Regions from separate parts of the Homo sapiens genome. Here region 1 is linked to region 2. A link is a contact called in ENCODE Hi-C or POLR2A ChIA-PET data. All regions are on one chromosome and are shown on one strand. Each heading gives the region's core, a stretch centred on a gene start or an enhancer-like site at or near the end of the contact. The rest is flanking DNA. Distances are from core to core; before and after follow the strand shown.

What was found. A loop is a pair of places that touch in the nucleus more often than their neighbours do. ChIA-PET counts read pairs that join two places held with the same protein, here RNA polymerase II (POLR2A). Pooled maps may share reads with other maps.
Region 1: a map of naive thymus-derived CD4-positive, alpha-beta T cell shows a loop between it and region 2 (2.9-fold over the local background). The contact joins the promoter of TXNL1 here to the enhancer-like site in region 2. A Hi-C loop is called at or near these places in 1 of 168 maps with a recorded cell type or tissue (naive thymus-derived CD4-positive, alpha-beta T cell), 3 of 37 single-sample maps with no recorded cell type and 14 of 50 pooled maps. POLR2A ChIA-PET finds 5 or more read pairs at or near these places in 1 of 52 experiments (GM12878).

The regions. Positions count from the first base shown.
Region 1 is chr18:56,636,705-56,642,550 of GRCh38, reverse strand. TXNL1 (thioredoxin like 1) reads left to right here and starts at 3,959. Exons shown (of 8, transcript NM_004786.3): 1 at 3,959-4,208. The coding sequence starts at 4,111. RefSeq lists enhancers at 499-793, 2,937-3,921, 4,081-4,140, 3,922-4,907 and a silencer at 3,721-3,930.
Region 2 is chr18:57,002,574-57,008,324 of GRCh38, reverse strand. All of the region lies in intron 26 of WDR7 (WD repeat domain 7), which reads right to left. Among named protein-coding and RNA genes, the nearest start is that of WDR7-OT1, 35 kb to the left of the region's middle. RefSeq lists an enhancer at 3,298-3,347. Within about 2 kb of position 3,469, at least 2 of the 41 ENCODE cell types and tissues checked have a DNase peak (open chromatin) inside an H3K27ac peak, as active enhancers do; they include GM12878, where a contact is called at or near this core.

The DNA.
Region 1 (5,846 bases), core at 2,710-5,209, 370 kb after region 2:
TGCTAGGTGGCTGGAGATAGTTCATGCTATAAGCCTGGGAAGTCCATTTAGGAATTATGGCTTCCAGGTACCTCTGTTTCCTATGGGTGCCTGCCTTGGGATTACAGTGGCAAGTGTTTCTGCTCTTTATGTGAACTATCCAATTCAGTACTGTCTTGTCTAGTCAGGTCTAGGTAGCATCAACAGGCTGTCATGCCCAGTGTCTGGTTCCAGCCCATGCTGAGGTCTGAAGGGAGTAGGTTGATGGGTGGCAGGTAGCTGAAAGAACACTTGGGAGGCCATAGGCCGGTGAAAGATGGTTTTACTCAGCAGCTCTCTTACACTGTGTGTCTTTGTCTCGGCTGCCTGCTCCGGCTCTGCCACTCCCACGCCTGCAGCTGCATTCCCTGGTCTGCAAGGCCAGCTCTCCCTTACAGGGTCAGCAGCTTAATTCTCTCTGGGCATGAGTCGAGCCATGCCGTGCTGTATGTACAGTGTCAGCAGGGCAGTTATACCTTTTACAAACAATAGTGCCTCCAAACCAGGCGATGAGCCTTCCCATGTTATAGCTACATAGCTGTGATTATATAACAAGTGGAGTTATGTGTCTGTGCTCCAAACTCAATGAGTCACACAGGATGTTTACCTTGGCCTATTCTTGACCAAATCACATCCATTTTCCTTACACTAGGTGACTGACCCGGAGTTTCTCTGTTGGTATCCTGGTGCTGCCAACACCCAGGAGTGATTTCTACTTCTATGTCTAAAGAGACAATAGAAGACAGTGTTTGCAGGAACTCAAAGAGGATAATGGTATGACAAGAGCTGTGGCCTTTGGTGGAGACACAGACAACCTGTGGCAACACAGCAGGAAGGGAGCTAAGGGAATTACTAACTGGATCTCATTTTCTTCTACCCTCCAATCTCTTCAAGAAGCTCGAACAGAGGATCCTATTGATGCAGTCCATGTAGGCAGGTTCCTAGGGCTGAGAGCAGAGGGAAGAAAGGTAGAGAGTAGATCTGGAGGGACACATAGTGTCTCTATCAGAGCTAACTTTTACAATGCCTCTTTTCATCTTGCTTCTCAAGAATCTATAATCTATCTTGCTTTCATAAGCCCTGTTCCTCCCTTCATATCTACTATAGCTGCTGTAGTGGAGACCACTTCTACTTGCTTCTTAGGCAAAACTGGAAGGACAGTTGAGAATAATAATAATCCATCTGTTCTGGATAAATTGTGCTCCCTCACCCCACCCAAATTCATAGGTTGAAGCCCCAACCCCCAATATGACGCTAAGTGGAGATAGGACCTTTAAGGAGGTAATTAAAGTTAAGTGACGTCATCAGAGTGGATCCTTAATCTAATAGGACTGGTGTCCTTGTAAGGAAGAGAAACAGACTAGTACTGTATGTGCATGTGTGTGTGTGTGCACAGAGAAAAGGCCATGTGAAGACACAGTGAGAAGGCCGCCATTTAAAAGTGAAGAAGAGAGGCCTTAGGAGAAACCAATACCAGCAGCACTTGGATCCTGGACTCCAAGTCTCCAGAACTGTGAGAAATACATTTCTTCTGTTTAAGTCACTCAGTCTTTGGTATTGTTATAGCCAAAGACTGAGTTGTTATAGCAACCCTAGCTGACTAGCTGAATAGACACCACTGTTTATAAACATTTTTATCAAGTATCTTATGATTTGGTTCTTTATAAACATCATCCAATATAACCTTTTACCATCACAATCCTAGAAGGCAGGTGTTATTAATCCAAGGCTCACAGACAAGGAAGCTGAGGTTCTGAGAGGTTAGTAGTTTGTGCATGGCCATAAAATTTAAGTAGCAAGGCCGGTCATGGTGGCTCATGCCTGTAATCCAAGCACTTTGGGAGGTCGAGGCGGGCGGGTCACCTTAGGTCAGGAGTTTGAGACCAGCCTGGCTAACATGGTGAAACCCCGTCTCTACTAAAAATACAAAAAAGTAGCCAGGCGTGCTGGTGTGTGCCTGTATTCTCAGCTACCCAGGGCGGGCTGAGACAGGAGAATCGCTTGAACCCAGGAGGCGGAGGTTGTGGTGGGCTGAGATTGTGCCACTGCACTCCAGCCTGAACGACAGAGTGAGACTCCGTCTCAAAAAAAAAAAAAGCAAATATTTATTATGGGGACTTCTGTCTATTAAAACCATTACAATGTGCTGATACCACATGAAAAAGGAATGTAATTACTGTGCCTCTGGTGTGGCTGGGTTCAGTTAAGAATTAATTATTTTAATATGTTTCTGCAACACCTTTAGCTTTCTCTTTTCACATGTCCTGGGCTTCAACTATCACCCAATCTGATGACTCTCAAATCTGTAACGTCGTCCTAGTCCTTTTTCTTTAGTTCCAGGCTCATCCCTCTCACGATCTACTATATCTCTCACTTGGATGTCCTACAGGCATTTTAACTCATTTTTAAAAAGCTACACGATTGAAATGTTTTGAGTTATTTTAAATTCCTCTGTCATCTCACTAAATTGGACCAATAATTGTTTCTCAAACATGTTCTTTCCTCTTCATTTCCACTGCAGATGCTTTCCTAATTTAGTTCCTGGATCACCACAGTATCCTCCTAAATGGATCTCACTGCCTTCCATCCTCCTTGATGCTACCTGAGGGCTTTTCTGAAGACACTTTTTCTTTTTCCTTTTTTTTTTTTTTTTGAGACAGGGTCTGGCTCTGTTGCCCAGGCTGGAGTGCAGTGGCGCAATCATGGCTCCCTGCAGCCTTGACCTCCCCAGCTCAAGGAATCCTCCCACCTCGGCCTCCCGAGTAGCTGGGACCACATGTGCGCGCCATGACGCCCGGCTACTTTTTTGTATTTTTGGTAGAGACGGGAGTTTCACCACACTTGTAATTGCAAAATTGCCCTGAAATGATTTTTCCATTCTCTTCCCGACAAAATCCAAATTCCTTAGCTAGTCATTATCTGACCTTGGCCTTCCCTCCAATTTCATCTCCCCAGCTAAATCCAAAGACAGATAATTTGCCACCTAGCCTAATATTTAAAAGAGTACACTGGCGTTAGCCTGCCTTGACTTGAAATCACAGAACCTACTTCACAGGGATTAAATGAACTAGTACACATATAAAGAACTTATGTCTTGCCTGGTACATCATGTGGTAAATATTAGCTATTCTTCTTATCCACCCTCTCAACTCATGCATTTGCACCTGGTGGTCCCCTTGCCTGGAATATTACCTCTCACCATCCATCTAACCCCTGCTTCTCTTTAAAGATTCAATCCAGGAGTCAGATTCCTAGCAAGTTTACCCTGCCCCACCCTTCCATCTCGTTAGTCTCCACCGCTTCCTATTCAAATTATTGTTTGCGTCGGTCACTAGACCGTGAACTTCCTAAAGGAGGGATAGTGTCTTCATCTTTTTGGTCAAAACCTAAAGACAGGTGCACGATACTTTCTGAATGACTGCACAGAAAGCGCCCCATATGTAATTAAGTCTGTTAATAAATATTCCTAAACGTTATTTTGTCTTGTATGTAGACCTGCCCCGAATACAGTACAGGAGCATCTTCAAAGTACTTCCAGTGGGTGCCCTGGACAGCAGCTAAGAACCCCGGGGTAAAACGAGTTTCCTCTCTACTGTTACAAATCAGAAACCTCCTCCGTAAAAGCCTCAGATCTGGGAAACGCGGATGCATATGCCAACTTTTGAGTCTCAGTCTGCGCCTGCGCACGTGACCTCTACACGTCTCCTCTGCGCCTGCGCCGCTCAAGTTAGCGCGAGGCTACTCAGTCGAGGGTGGGACTACGCTTCGCGTTTTGGGATTGGGCGCTGAAGGCCAAACCGGACGACGCGGAAATGACGTCACGCCGGGGGCCCTGCCGCGCGGTGGCTGCTGGGTGCCGCACGCCTTCCCATCCTCCTCCTCTCCCCTCCCCCATCCCTCCCCGCCCCCTCGGCCGCTCCGCTCCCTGGCGTGACTCGGCACTGAGAGTCCCGGGAGAAGACTCGGCGGTCGCCACCTCTTCTGTCCAGGCCTCGGCCTTCCTGAGCATCTCTCCTTCCTCTCCCAGATCGTCTTCTCCTTCAGTTTCAAAGCCAGTGGCGTCGCGGCCACCCTGCCGGGCTCTCTGTGAGGATGGTGGGGGTGAAGCCCGTCGGGAGCGACCCGGATTTCCAGCCAGAGCTGAGCGGCGCGGGCTCCAGACTCGCCGTGGTCAAGTTCACCATGAGAGGGTGAGGCCAGGCTCGAGCTCTGTGGGTCCCCGTCTGTCCTTCCTTGCTTTCCTTTCACTCTTTGTTGGCCCTGGTTTCCTAGCCGTCTGCTGCCCCGGAGTGTCCGGCAGTCGCCGCAGCCCCAGGAGCTGCCGGAATTAGGCCTCGTTTCTCGGGTGTGAACCCCCATTTATGCACAGGGGTTCCTAGACGGGCTCGGGGGCCTGGCTGGCCGGCTTCTCCAGCTCAGGAGATTTCTCACCTGCTCCTTTTCAATTCTTTGACAAACTGGTTTTGGGGGTGGCCCGCCCCTATTCCTTCCAGCCTGTGGGAGTCTCCGCAGCCACCCTTGCCTGAGCCTGACCCCTTCTTTCTGCAGAGCCAGCTGTCATTTGCATCTCCAGAGCTCCAAAAGCTTAATTTACCGAACACTTTGTTTCTCTTCACCACCTACATCTCTCTAAAGCCTTTGAAGATTCAGATGGGGCGATCTAACTAATATGCGTAGCTCTGAGTCCTGAATTTCTGCTAATGCATTTCGAACTAAGTTAACGTTGGGTTAGGGTGCTTTTTAAATTATTTGAACTTTTTTCTTCCTCGTTCGGCCACTAACTTGTAGCTTAGGCTCCCCTATGTATGCGATTGCAACTGGTCACACACGACAGTACATATATAATATATTTCAGGTGGACAGTTGGCCGGATGTCTTAGTTTGACCCGGCTCTGTTTTTTCACTTAAGAGGACAGGGATCTTGAAAAATGTTAACTGTCTTTGGTAAATATCAACAAAATTATAGGTCGTAGAAAAGGTGGACCTTTTATAGTGGATGTGTAGTAAAGTTCCTTTGTAAGAATGACATGTTGGAACTCGGCGTTGAGAACCAAGATTTCAGCGTGTGTGTGTGTTTCACAGATCTCTCCTTGTGTATGTCGATAGTATTTAGTTAGAAGTATGAGAGGTTTCCGCTTTATTTTCCTTGACCCCTTGGCGTTATTTATACATCTAACTTGGAGCAGTCTACTGCTGGTATCACTGTTTATGTAACACACTTTCTTGTCCAAATAACTGTATAAACACAAAATTCCATTTTGAATTTCAGAGCAAAAAACAAAGTTTCTACTAGATGGTTCACTAAATGTTGAGTATATAAATGGTGGCATTAGGATTATATCGTTTTAGGGAATGGATGCAGATAGATATGAAAACAAGTTAAGACTTATTTTTGGACCAGTCTCTCTTACACTGAATTGAAAAAGGATAGTACCTTGCATTTCATATGGTGGGCTAGAGTACCCATATGATATACGGAATTTTGCATTTACTAAATTTAAAAGGATAAGTGATGTCATATATATAAAACACCTAAAAGGAATGTTAGAATTCTATAAATGTGTCTTCTCATTTTTAGCAATTTTGTGATGTCTGTATTCTTAATAATAGGGGAATACCTGTAGTACATTAAGTATCTAGGCCACAGTAGAAAAGGGAAGATAGGATTTCAATAAGGAACCTCACCTCACTTTTAGTTCACTTATTCTAATTCTGGCCCGTCGAAGCTTTTATATTTTTGTCCCTCAATGATATATTGTTTTTCTCCCTTACCATAGCAGTGGGAGAGATAATAAAATAATAAATAAATATTGATTGAAGTGAGAAAA
Region 2 (5,751 bases), core at 2,220-4,719:
AAGAAAATTCTGCAGAGGGTGGAGAAGAGGGAAACAGAAAGGAAGAAGGACTTGTTGGGAAGCAAATGTAGCAGAGAAATGGGGAGCTGAATGAGGAAGTGGGCATGGACAGGAAGGAGAGGGCAAGCGGGGCTGGTGGTGCTGCTGTGACCTGGACAGGGAAGGCACAAACGAAAGAAGACCCTGGGGAGGGCGCGGCGGATAGGGATCAGTGGGAAGGTGTCAGAGGAAATAATGAGCTCAGTGTGAGAATTCAGGTGGAGGGACTGAGCACACAGAAATATGTTAGAGAGTGAGGAAAATGAATTTGGAGCTTAGGAACAGGTTTATGAAAAGAAAGGCAGATTTGGGAGGAACCAGCACATAGAGAGATGTGGAAGGAATAGACCCTGCACTCAGCCCTGTTCCTGGTACACAGCAGCTTCTCCAGGAATGTTTGTTAAAAAATCCAATGTAAATGGTTGAGAAAGTCCATGAAGAGTAGATAGAGTGAAAAGACCAAAAGGATGAGGATAAAACGACAGGAGACACTAGCAGTATAAGGGGTGGGCAGAAAAGAAAGACCTGGGCTCATTGTACACATTGTAGACCTGAAATATAATATTTTATCTAATATTTTATTTTTAAATTAAATATTTCAAGGTTGTTCCCAATGTACAAATCACCTTTAAAAGAGGATTTTGTGATAAATTAATGTAGTTAATAACAAAATTGCTTTGAAGGTTGACAGTATTTAAACTTTTAAATGATAACCCTTTATCAAGTAGTAATTATCTGACTCAGAGATCAGAAAATCAATTATTAAAAAGTCAAATTTCTGCAATCAAAAACATATATTTGAATTAAATTTAACATTTTAATCTACAAATACTTGCCAACTCAAAACACTCTAATTTCTCTAATTTTAACTTTAAATTTCATCAGTTATCCACAAATTATGTTTTAGAAAGCCCAATGTATAATATACTTAAGATTTCTCCAAGTATAATTATTTTTTTCTCCAAGTATAATTATAAAAAGAAAAAATATACTATTAAACATTAGGAGGCCGGGAGCGGTGGCTCACGCCTGTAATCCCAGCACTTTGGGAGGCCAAGGCGGGTGGATCACGAGGTCAGGAGATCGAGACTATCGTGGCTAACATGGTGAAACCCCGTCTCTACTAAAAATACAAAAAATTAGCTGGGTGTTGTGGCGGGCGCCTGTAGTCGCAGCTACTCGGGAGGCTGAGGCAGGAGAATGGCGTGAACCCGGGAGGTGGAGCTTGCAGTGAGCTGAGATTGGGCCACTGCACTCCAGCCTGGGTGACAGAGCGAGATTCCGTCTCAAAAAAAAAAAAAAAAGTTAGGAAAGATAACAAAAAAGGAATTAAACTGGAACTTGTATATATTTGTGGATGTACATGCCTGTATACATACATACACACATATGTACTGGTTGCTCACTTAGATATGCAGATTCTTCTCGAACACACAAAAAAATTAACCAAATTAATGACTTTAAAAAATCTACATTAGTGATCATAATCACCAATTTGGTTTTGATACAAATTTCAATTAGTCTCTGTATTCATAAGCTAGAATCAATGCAAAAAATGCTGGATACTTTACTACTAATTATAGCCACACAATTCATATTTATATAAGCATTCCCTATAGTTTGGCCAAAGGTAATTTACCTGAATGAAAGGGAAAGTGAATATCCTATCACTAAAATTAAATTTTAGAGGAATATCTATTTAATGTTCTTAAAGTGGGAGATATATTGGCTTAAACCTTTGTATCTTTAATGCAATCATACTGCCTAATGATAAGCAAAACTAAAAGGTCAATTCATTACAAAATTCAATATTTGGACCATCAAACTCTTTAGTACTTAATAAGCAATTAATATTTGTCAATGAAAAATGTTGTGGTAATACAGGTGAAAATCAATAACACAAGCCCACTTGTTGCACTACCACTGACAAGCTATCTAAATAACTACAATCTTGAAGAAAAAAAAAAAACTGCTTTGATGTTTTAACTTATGTTCTTTCCAAGCAGACGTGAATCCTGTGATGCTCTCTGTTTATAACACAGAATGCACTTTGTTAGTAATCTGCTCATAATTACTATCATGCATGTGACCCAGAGACGTGTGCCTTAAAATAACATTCTATGCCTTATTACAGATGCTATTAAGGGCACACTTTAATACTATGCATGCTAATTTTATTCACTTTAAAGAAAAAAGCATCTAAAACTCAACCAGAAGCTTTCCATTTAATATAATATTTTCCTTTAGGAGTAAGTATATGAGAAGGTAGTTTGGACACACTTCTGAGGCTTAAAAGACTTTATATATGAACTTTGCATTAGCAAAAATAATTTTTAGTAGAAGCATAATTTTTATTTAGACCAAGCTTGTCCAACCTGTGGTCTATGGGCCACATGCGGCCCAGGATGGCTTTGAATGTGGCCCAACACAAATTCATAAACTTTCTTAAAAGATGAGATTTTTTGTTTTTAGCTCATAAGCTAGCATTAGTGTTAGTATATTTTATGTGTGTGGACCAAGACAATTCTTCTTCTTCCAGTATGGCCCAGGAAAGTCAAAAGATTAAGACACCCCTGATTTAAATATTTTTTTCTTTGAAAAACACCGGGAAAAATATAAAAAAAGAAACTAAAAATTACCTATAGTACTACTATTTTTGGGGTACTTATAATAAAACTGAAAACCCTACCCAAATATACTTACTCATCAAATCCCATCCCTCAGAAGAACCACCATAAGTCACTGGCTTACAGTCTTCCAGATTTCATATTAGCTTGTCTTTGAAATCTTAAAGTTTATCAGATTTTCCTGGTATAAACAATTTCATACTCCTATGCACTATTTTATTTTTCCATAAAAATATTTTACTTGCTCAGAGATGAGAGTCATAGTTGCCAGATCACTTTAAATGTTGAAATTAAAATTATAACATTACATGGTAAGTGTAATATTATATGGTAAATGCATGCTCCCTAAAACTGTGCTTCTGCTTTTTTTAAAAAAGGAAGATTATTAACAAAAAAAATTATTTAACATACATTTAGTTGCTTTTATAGTTTAGAAATGATAAGGACATCATTTTTTTAAACAGTTTTTTATAATATGATAATAGTTTTATGCTAAACATTTCTATTTAACAGTCAATTGAGATTAGTGGTTAGATACAGCATTGTACATTAAGATGCCTGACACGGTATTATAAAATACAGATTTTTAATTTATGACTGTTCAGGTGTCAGAGTTTATAACTGCTTTGCCAAAGGTTAAATTACAAAGGAAGTCAACCAGGAAACCCAAGAGTACTCTTTAAATATGATACAGGCCTTCAACTCAAGGTGTGAGTACGAGTTAATACAGAACTACAAATGCCATTTATGGGTTTCATCTTTGGAAAGTTTAGACTTCACTGAGAAATCTGACTCATACTTCCTGTTCCAGCTATGAAAAACTCAGAACTCAATGTCATAATGGGCTCACTGAAAGGCAAATTCTGCTTGCAAAGTTAAAAAAGAGTGAAACTGTAAGAACTGTTTTGATCTGTAAAATATTGATAACTAATATAACTTTAAATACAAGAAATCCTTCTATTTGTAGTTCTGTATATTTACTGTGTCACTCCTGGCTATTCCGTATGCAATGTGGTAATTTTTAAAATGACCTGCTAGTGACATTTTTACGTTTAGTAGGTTGCAGTGTTTCCACATGGGCAGCCATCAAATGAGAGGTCCTAAAGTTTGTTTGGAATTCAGTTGTTTGGAACTCTGCACACCTTTAAACAGGAACAATGCGACAGATAGATTTCTGGGCCAGTTTCCAAAAGCCAAGAGAATTCTTAATGTTGTAGAATTTATAGTGCCAGTTCAATCTCCTAAGTACTATTTATAATAGTTTCTATGGGGAAAAGCATTTCAAGGTCCAAGCCAGCCCCAAGGAACTTAATTGTCTACTGTAGACACCAGAGACATATAACTTCTAACATCTCTGGATATACAGGAGGAATATATGTGTGGTACTAGGCCAGGGTGGTATGTGTGGGATGTCAGAGGGAAGTATGAGATTACCTATCTGGAGCTCCTAGATATTAGATTCATCCAAAGCTCTAAGCTAAAATCAGGGAGACATTCATTTACCTCCTCCTACACCCATAACCTCAGGTAGAAGTTAAATTATGGGATTACTGTGTAGGCCAGGTGAGAAACCTTGGAGATTTTCTGGGTATGAATGATTACAAAGGCTAGGGTGTGTGTGTGCGCGCACACACACATACACACATGTGGAGGGTATAATATAATGCGGAGGGTATGATATAACATACATATAATGTGAAGGGTATAACACACACCCTCCATGCGGAGGGAATACTATATTCAAAAGCCTAAAGGAAGGAGAGTATAGCTTGTTGGGGAAAAACAAACAAACAAAAAGCCCTCCAGAATGATCAATATTTACAGTGCAAGGAATGAAGTGGAGTCAGATAAGCATAGTTGGCAAATTAGTCTGAAGACAGACCATAAAGGGCCCCGTGATTTTCTGTGAATATGCACTGTGAACACATATTTAACGTAAGGATTATTAAATCCAACAATCATAATATTTTAAAAAATATTTACTGAAAGATTCGTGTGATCCAAATCATTACATTTTGCATCTAATTTAACTTTGAAAAGACAGCTATTTAATACTAGATTAATCCCTGAACATTTTGCTATTTATGGAGATCAAAAACCTGAGTAACAACATGGTTTTGTTCATTCTATATTTAGAAAGTGTGTTTGAGTTTTGAGTAACAAAATGGTGAATAACTAGATCACTCTCTCTGAGTAATTAGAGAGTGCTTTTTAAAGGACTTTTTAAAGGACTTTAAAAAGAGTGCTTTTTAAATGTTGTTCAAAAAGTAACAACATTTCCTTTGAATTGAGGCAGATCTAAAAGCAAAATGTCCTTTTTTGTATTTTTTTAGTATAATTTCTATTTCAAACATAGCATTAGTCTTAAATTGATAATAGCTTTGTTTTGGAATGCTTAGATTTATAAAAGTTCTTTATGAATTTTAAACACTGAAGAAGCACAAAACACAGAAGGGGTAATTACTGAAGTTCATCCATGTTTAAGTTTGGCTTCTGTGGACACTGTAATAAATCTATACTAATGCATCTCACAAATGCCTCATAAATTTACATCTTCTTTGATTTCTCAACAATTTTCAACAATAGCAAGATGAAACTGCAGTGAAATATCAAGATGTATAATTTACATAAATGTTGTATAAAATTAATAACTGATTTTTTAAAGTCAGGCATCTTTGCACTGATTATTAGAACTGTTTAGAATGTGAACTGAATGACTTTTGATGGCTGCACACTCAAGGACAACAGTGAGTGACCTTGAACAGCAGTGTATAAAAATACATTTATCACTGAAATGGCATGCTGGCTGCCAGTCAATATATGCCTCTCATTTGTTAGGAGGCTCTCCTGCTGTGATTCCCTCATTACAATTTTGCTTTTACTTCCTGGGCAAATGACAACTAGAAAATGAGGCGGTTTCTTTCTTGACCAAACTTAATCCAGAAAAAATGAGCTGACAGCTGCAGCCATTCAAGTGTTACAGAACATTTTACACGTTTGTAAAAGACATGATTATATATTCTAAATACTATATCACTAAATGTGACAGCCAACAAGTTATCTTACTTTCTTAGTCTCTTTTCGC